2 separate regions of the Mus musculus genome follow, and region 2 is linked to region 1. Evidence: chromatin contacts called from ENCODE Hi-C data. All regions are on one chromosome and are shown on one strand. The core of a region is the stretch at or near the end of the contact, and the rest is flanking DNA. Distances in the headings are between cores, read along the strand shown.

The links. Hi-C counts contacts between places; a loop is a spot of excess contacts on that map.
Region 2: a loop to region 1 is called in a map of heart, with 16 times the contacts of the local background. The contact joins the promoter of Zic2 here to the promoter of Sox21 in region 1. A Hi-C loop is called at or near these places in 8 of 37 maps with a recorded cell type or tissue (gastrocnemius, heart and left cerebral cortex).

What each region holds. Positions count from the first base shown.
Region 1 is chr14:118,234,691-118,238,544 of GRCm38, forward strand. Sox21 (SRY (sex determining region Y)-box 21) reads right to left here and starts at 2,340. Exons shown (of 1, transcript NM_177753.3): 1 at 1-2,340. The coding sequence starts at 945. The coding sequence ends at 115. Gm4675 (predicted gene 4675) reads left to right here and starts at 1,542. Exons shown (of 3, transcript NR_131969.1): 1 at 1,542-2,254.
Region 2 is chr14:122,472,501-122,476,755 of GRCm38, forward strand. Zic2 (zinc finger protein of the cerebellum 2) reads left to right here and starts at 2,884. Exons shown (of 3, transcript NM_009574.3): 1 at 2,884-4,247. The coding sequence starts at 3,176. 2610035F20Rik (RIKEN cDNA 2610035F20 gene) reads right to left here and starts at 2,699. Exons shown (of 5, transcript NR_045046.1): 1 at 2,403-2,699; 2 at 1,948-2,102; 3 at 493-677.

The sequences.
Region 1 (3,854 bases), core at 1,090-3,589:
CCTATACATCTATGTACATACAAACCGGGCCCCCTGTCGCCCGAGGGCGCAGCGGAAGGCCGCGAGTCTCGAACCTATACATATGTACACGTGTGTGCACAGGTCCCCGCGGGGTCATAGCGCGGCAGCGTAGGCCGCGGGGTAGGGGTCCAGCTGAGGCTTGCCCATGCCTGGCAGCAGGATGTAGGCGAGCGGCGGCTGCAGCCCCGGGCTGGGCCACGCGCTGCAGTTGCACGGGATCATGTAGCCGGGGTTGCCGGGACTGGGGTGCGAGTGCGTGTGCCCTCCGGCGGCCGCCGCGGCCGCAGCAGCCGCCGCGGCCGCCCCGTGGAAGGCGCCCGCACCCGCCGTGGGGTACCCCAGCGACGACGCGTACGGCAGGCCGGACGACGACGACGAGATCTCTGCCATCTTGGAGCCCAGGTCGAGCAGTGAGTAGGGGCTGCCAGCGGCGGCGGCGGCAGCGGCGGCGGCGGCAGCGGCCGCAGACTGCGGGAAGAAGACGCGCGCGGCGGCGGCGGCAGCTGCGGCGGCCGCCTTCTCGGGGTTCGCGAGCAGAGACTCGGGGACCAGGCCGCCGCCCGCGCCCGCGTGCAGCCCGGCTCCCGCCTTGAGCGCCGGGTGCTCGGCGTCCGCCACGCTGCCCAGGCCGTAGGGCACGGGGAAGGCGAACTTGTCCTTTTTGAGCAGCGTCTTGGGCTTGCGCCGCGGCCGGTACTTGTAGTCGGGATGCTCCTTCATGTGCATGGCTCGCAGGCGCTTCGCCTCGTCGATGAACGGCCGCTTCTCCGACTCGGTGAGCAGCTTCCACTCGGCGCCCAGGCGCTTGCTGATCTCCGAGTTGTGCATCTTAGGGTTCTCCTGGGCCATCTTCCGCCGCTGAGCCCGCGACCACACCATGAAGGCGTTCATGGGCCGCTTGACGTGGTCCACAGGCTTGGACATGCTGTCGCCGTGCCGCGGCTGCAGCCCGCCGCCGCCGCCACCGGGGCCCTCGGCCTCCGCCCGGAGGAAATCAATGTTGGCTGCCAGAGGGAACCGGCTCAGCGGGCGGCCGTGCGTCCCCGCGTCGTTCCCGCGCGGGAAGAGAGGACCAGACGACCAGCCCTGGGTCGGGGCGCTGCGTCCCGGACCGCTTTGGTCTGTCTGGTCGAGCTCTAAGAAAAAATCCTCTCCGGGACCCTGAAACTTCTCCTCGGTGTCCCCACTCCGCGGTGTCACTCTGCCCTCTGCTTTTTTGTCCTCTGTCCCGTTGCTTTGGCTCGCCAACTCCCTGCAGGTGGCCGCTGCCTGGTTCTGCTCTCCCCTCTCCTCTGTCTTCAGCGCCTTAAAAGCCAAGCAGCCCCGAAAGTTGAGCGGCGGAGGATCCACCAAGTTGAGCCGAGAAGCCCGCCGCCGCGTGCTGCCAAGTGCCAAAGGGGGCTCTCGGCGGCTGGAGTGTTTGGGTTCTCCCCGGTGACTTTCTCATTTGACAGAAGCAGATGGGAGTGGGGGAGGGGTGGCCGCGAAGAGGAAGAGGAGGGGTAGGGTCGGGGCGCGCAGAGCAGGGCGGCGGACAGAAACACAAACACTGCAGCGGCCCGTCTTCTGTGTCGGGGTCAGGGCGCGCTGATGGAACCCCCAATCCTGTAGTTCTGCTGAGGGCTGACGCTGTCCCCGGGCACCTGCCTGGAGAATCTTGCTGCCGGGCTTTGGCACAGGAGAGGAGAGGAAGGAGGCGGGCTGAGGTTTTGAGTTAGCCTGAGTCGCCGGGCCTCAGTGGAGACTGTCCGGGTTCTCCGACTCGCTGCTGCAGGCTGTCCCCGGGGCCATGCTTGCTCCGCTGGCTCCCAGCTTCCCCGGGCGCACTGAAGGTCTCGGGCTCCCGGAGCACTCCAGAAGCGGAGGGCTGCTCGGTGCGGCGCGGCCGGCCAGGCCCGGGCGCCTTCTCCCAGCTCCGGTCGCAGCAGCCAGACACTTGCAACTAACTTCTCCCAAGTTTCCGGCCCGGGCTCAGCCGCGCCCCTCTCGGTGAGCGCGCCTCCGAGCGTGCGCCCGCGTGGGTGCCGCGCCCGCGAGCCCCTGGGTCCCGGCTACTCCGGGCGCCGCAGGCTGGAAGGATGCAGGGATCCAGGTCCTGGAGGAGGACGGGGATTAAAGAAAACGTGCTATATCACCTCAGATCGCAGGTCTGCTCTGGGGCTGCTCCTGCTTTCCCAGCTCCGGGCCCAGGCTTTCGCTCCGCCGCTTCCGAGGCGACTGCAGCCCGGCTCAGGTGAGTGTCGCCACCTGCGAGTGTTGGCGCCGGCAGCGGGCGCTGGGTGTGCATGTCCAGCCGCGGCCGTGTGTGAGTGTGTGTGTATATCCTGGGAGTGCGGAGGAGGAGCCGGGGAGTCCAGGAGGGAGGAGGGACCAGCGGAGCCTCCTCCCGTCCCCCCTCCCAACACTCCTCCTCCTACTCTTTTTTCACTTTGAGTGCAGGTTTAGGCGAGTGGAGTGTCCGCCGCGCGCCGCGGAGTCTGCGCACTGTTTGGAGCTTGGTGTCGCCGGCGGCTCCCCTGTTCTGCCCAGCGCTGCTGGTGCTCTGCTGGCTGCTCTTCCGGGAGGATGAAAGCGGTACACCAGAGGAAAAGAGCTTCAGAAACTGGCGAGGAAGAGGGTTGAGCCTGGGGGTGGGAGTGGGGGAAGAGTCTTTGAAAGTGTTTGAGACTGTTCCGAATGGCAAGAAAGTACTCATTTTCCTTGGAGGGCCAGGTGTGACTCGCAACAGACGCCTCCGGCAGTTTCTTGCCTCATGGTTGCACTCAGAGGTAGTGGAGTGGAAAGTAGCCCAGGATGGACAGAACATTTTTGGCAAGCCTTTGGAAAAGGAATGAGCCTAGGTTGAGCCCGCATCCCCTTCTGAATACACAGCTTTTTTAAACAGTTGTCTTCTGTCTTGTTTTGCCTTCTTTTAATTCTGGTCGTCAGAGCTATCTCTGTGTTGTTTCTTTAACGTTTGCAGTCTCTCAACGATAGGGCAAAGCTGCTTCAAATCAAAAGCATAAATCATTTCTCTAAATAAAAATTTTAAAAATGTTCTACTCTGACAGTTTTTATGCTGTTGAGCCAGTTTTCTTGCTTGGTAGTTAGAGCTATTATAATTGACGCTATACACAATCAAAAATCAAATAGCACCCCCGAATATTCCTGGGGAACCCCCCTCCTCAGGGACTTTGTGTTTCAGGCAGATTACTTGTCTTCCTTTGGCTGTTTGCAAGTAACACATTCGTATACACGGTTAGCTTTTTTTAAAATGTCTTTTTGCAATTTATGTCCAGTTTGTACACACACGGGACCTTTGAACCATTGATTTGTAATCAGGGCATTAACATGAATTGGTTTGCACTCCTATTTATTTAAGAATTGGGCTTGTTTTGTTGCTCATTTAAATTGAAGAAGGCGATGGCTTTTGAAATGTTTGTTGTGATAACAGACATGCCAGTCAGCAGTGGCATGTTAAGTGGGTTTCTGTTTTCCTTAGCTGTCATGTTTGTAAATGCTTATTTTGTATTGTTTTTGCTCTCCTGTTGCTAAAACAATTGAACTGATTCCTCTAGAATCATAATTCTTTACCTCACTTTTGTAGACACTGTCATTCAGACTCTGGGTGGTGCGATGCTAAGACTCTGGCAAGTGTAATTACATAGACTAGGATATTAAATACACTGTTTCATGATGATAAACTACAAAATTACTGTCTCTGAGCTTTCAACCTACCAACTTGCATAATAGTTTTGAGACAAAATATTACCCACTGTCACACAAAGAACATATATATGGGAACACAATATATGAAAACTGTTATTCACTAATTCTGAATAAAGTTGAGTCTA
Region 2 (4,255 bases), core at 1,634-4,133, 4.2 Mb after region 1:
GAAGAGGAAAACCTACAAGTGTGAGGGCTTGAAAGAAGGAAATAAGGTCTTTGGGTAGCAAGGCTGTTATTCTCACAACCAATCTTAGGTTAAAAAAAAAAATTGGGAGTGGTAGTATTTTTAGAGCAAACCAATACATGCACTTTTCAGTATAAATTGCTAAATAAGGCAAGCAAATGTGAAAGACTGAATTAGGCAGGCTTTTAAAATAAATGGATTGAAGCCTTTCTGCTTAGATATTTTCCATCTCTCCCCCCTCCCCTCCCCCTGCGGTCTAGCAGGCCAGTGTAGCTTCTGCCCTTTGAGGTAGGGGAATGGGAGGAAAGAGGACCATTTCCTCTCTCCAGCTTCTAGGAAAGCTCATGATTTCGGTCAAGATGCCTTTTTCTTGTGGTCGTTTCTCCCGTCCCCCTTACCAAGGAATGGGGAACACGGAGGAAACAGAGGGAGCCTTGGTAGAAAGGTTGGCTCCAACAGTTGAGCCAGACCCACCTAAGGTTTGAGAGGTTGTTTGATCAGGCAGGAGCTCATATTCATTGCAGCAAATCTCAACAAGAGTCTTCTTCCAGCGTTTTTGGTGATTTCATTTCAATATAAATTTCGAAGTATGTTGTTATTCTCTTGCGCGAATTTTATCTCAGTTTCCAGAGATTTATTAATAAAAGCAGTTCTCAGGCCTGCGAAAGGTGAAGGAAGACGATGGTCACGGGCTGAACCTTTACACTTCCCCAAACTCTTGGCCCGCAATTCCCTTTCCCATTACCTCTTACCAATCTGAGGGCGGTGGGACAGCCATGTTCTTAGTGGGAAGCCAGCCTGGGTTCGAGGGCGGCGCTTGGGAAGCTTTGCGGTGGCTTCACCAAAGAGTGACACTTACCGTAAGCCCCACAGTTTATTTTTTCTGAGGCCCTGATTCTGATACGGCAACAGCCAAATTAAGGCCTAAACCTTGCTTGATTCTGGGCATTCCACTTCCAGAACCAATGTGGCTGTGGACCGGGTCAGGAGGTATCCACCCGGAGGGAGACACTGTCTTTAAATGACGTCTAAACTGCCCCTCAGGGTCTGCTGCCTAGTTTACTCCTGTAATCTGAGCTGAACATGAGCGGCCAGGGCGGGGGGTGGGGAGGTGGGGATGGGGTGGGGGCAGGGGTGAGCTAAGTGCGCCCAGGGGCAGGTGGGGACCACCGCCTGGGATGGGGGCGGTGTATAGACGAATGTCCAGGGAGTGGAAAGAAGGGATAAGTTTGACTATCTGTGTCCACCATCCTTCATCCACGCTTTAACGCCTCAAAGCAAATTGGTCAAGGTGAGAATGGAGAAAGTAGAGTGCCTGTCCAGACTGGGAAAGACCTGTCCTTGTCAGGAAAAGTCTCTTCGCTCCCTCAGGGTCTCGGGCTTGGTGACTCTATAGCTAAGGGTGCTTTGGACTAGAGTTCCCGGATTTTTCGGTGTACTTTGGTAGTGGATGCAATCTCTGGGGAGTTGGTGGCCTCTGACAAAGTATACGGGAGCAGGATCGGGCGGAAGGGGACAAGACCCATAGACCTGGCACCGCGTTAGGCTCGCAGCTGAACTCTTGAATTAGCCGGCTGGTGACGGGAGCCACAGAGCCAGACGCGCGAACGAAACCCTGCATGCTGGCAGGCCCAGTCTATGGGTGCGTTGGGCCGCTGCTGCAGCTGCACAACCCAAGCGGGGCTCAGGGAAGGTGGGGCGGGCTGGGCGAAGGATTGACGAGGCCGTGATGGCCAATAGCGGTTTCTGGAGGGCGGGATGGGCGGGAGTCCCCGTTAAAGGGGCGGTGTGACCAGGAGGCCGAGCCTTGGATAAGGAGGGAGGGATACCCGGGCGGGAGACCCGGCGGGTACGCGGGGGAGGGGAGAGGAAAAGGAGGGGACAAAAAATAAAAAAATAAAAGGCTGCTGCTGCGGCCTCAGCGCCCACCGAAATAAACAGAGGCGGTGGCGAAGGCTGCCCACTGCAGCCGCGAGAGAGGAAGAACTCGTGTTGGCCTCCTAGCATTTGCTTGTGCCGAGGACTTCGCTCTGTCCTCGCTGATGCGAGCACTCATTCCCGGACTAGCGCCCAGAACAGATCGGCTGGAGGAAGGGGGAGAACCAGAGAACACTTTTTTATTGTTGTTATTGTTTTTCAGACTAGCCTCACCCTGCTCCCCTCCCCCTCCTCGCCTTCTCCCCTCCCACAGTCCCCCCCTCCCCTGCTCCTCCCCCTCCCTCCTCCTCCAGCCCAACTTAAAGAAAGAGGGGACGACGCGCCCGTTTCCTTCATCTAGGGGAATTCGTGACCGCTGCAAGTTTACTACTCCGGGCGTCGCCAATGCCAAGCTCGGAGGGCCAAGAGGGCTAAACCCCCGCAGCAACCGCGAAGCCGAACAATACCGGCAGCGCTCTGGGCGGCGTGAGCAAGGCCTCGGGGGAGGGAGCGGCCACCCGAGAGCGCCGTGGACTCGACGCCTAGCCTCCTCCTCCCGGCTGCCCAGCGCCCCTGCGGAGATCAGGTGGAGCGGCGGGTGCGCCAGGCTCTGGGGCTGGCGGAGCTTGTTGCTGTCCGCTCCCTGCCAGCTTGTGTGCGCACAGCCACTGCCCTAGGGCACTGTGGCCCCGCAGCCGCGTTGACTTCATTCGGCGGATGCCGCTGATCTCAGCCAGGCTCCTGGTCCGCCGGCAGTACAAGGCAGCTAGCGAGTGAGTGCGTGCGTGCGTGCGCGCGCGGGGGCGCGCAGGGGTGGGGGCCGCGGCGCTGAGCTCGCCCTCCGGCGGCCCCCCTCTCCTCCGCTCCCCACACCTCCCTCCGCTCCCTCCTCCCGCCCGCCCTCCCCTGCCCTGCCCGCCCGCCCCCGCCGCAGCTCCTTTAATACACTTTGGTTCTCCGCCTGGCTTTGGACTCTTCTCCTCCTCCACCTCCTCCTCCCGCGCCTCCTCCGCCGCCGCCTCCTCTTCCTCTCCGCGCCTTCGCTCGGTGCCCGGCCGCCTGAGGCAGATACAGGCGGCGGCGGCGGGCGCACCAGCCCGGCTCCCGAGACTGCAGTCGCCAGTATTTCCACCGCCGGTTCACGGAGCCGGGCGTCCAGAGGACGCGCCTCGCCGATCCGAAGAGGAAATCCAGGCGGCGGGGTTCACCGGCGCCGGCGGGGCGGCCGGGCGCGCTGGCCATGCTTCTGGACGCGGGGCCGCAGTTCCCGGCCATCGGGGTGGGCAGCTTCGCGCGCCACCACCACCACTCGGCCGCGGCAGCGGCGGCTGCGGCGGCCGAGATGCAGGACCGCGAGCTGAGCCTGGCGGCAGCTCAGAACGGCTTCGTGGACTCGGCCGCGGCGCACATGGGCGCCTTCAAGCTCAACCCCGGGGCACACGAACTGTCTCCTGGTCAGAGTTCGGCGTTCACGTCGCAAGGTCCGGGTGCTTACCCGGGTTCGGCTGCTGCAGCCGCTGCGGCCGCGGCTCTAGGGCCCCACGCCGCACACGTTGGCTCCTATTCGGGGCCTCCCTTTAATTCCACCCGGGACTTCCTGTTCCGCAGCCGGGGCTTCGGGGACTCGGCGCCGGGAGGCGGGCAGCACGGGCTCTTCGGACCCGGCGCCGGCGGCCTTCACCACGCGCACTCGGACGCGCAGGGCCACCTTCTTTTCCCTGGCCTCCCGGAGCAGCACGGGCCGCACGCCTCGCAGAACGTGCTCAATGGGCAAATGCGCCTAGGGCTGCCGGGCGAGGTGTTCGGGCGCTCGGAGCAATACCGCCAAGTGGCCAGCCCGCGGACCGACCCCTACTCGGCGGCGCAGCTCCACAACCAGTACGGCCCTATGAATATGAACATGGGGATGAACATGGCAGCGGCCGCAGCCCACCACCACCATCACCACCACCACCCTGGTGCCTTTTTCCGCTACATGCGGCAGCAGTGCATCAAGCAAGAGCTCATCTGCAAGTGGATCGACCCGGAGCAGCTAAGCAATCCCAAGAAAAGCTGCAACAAAACTTTCAGCACCATGCACGAGCTGGTGACCCACGTCTCTGTGGAGCACGTCGGCGGCCCGGAACAGAGCAACCACGTCTGCTTCTGGGAGGAGTGTCCACGCGAGGGCAAACCCTTTAAGGCCAAATACAAACTGGTCAACCACATCCGCGTGCACACTGGCGAGAAGCCCTTCCCCTGTCCTTTCCCGGGCTGTGGCAAGGTCTTCGCACGCTCCGAGAACCTCAAGATCCACAAAAGAACTCATACAGGTAATCGT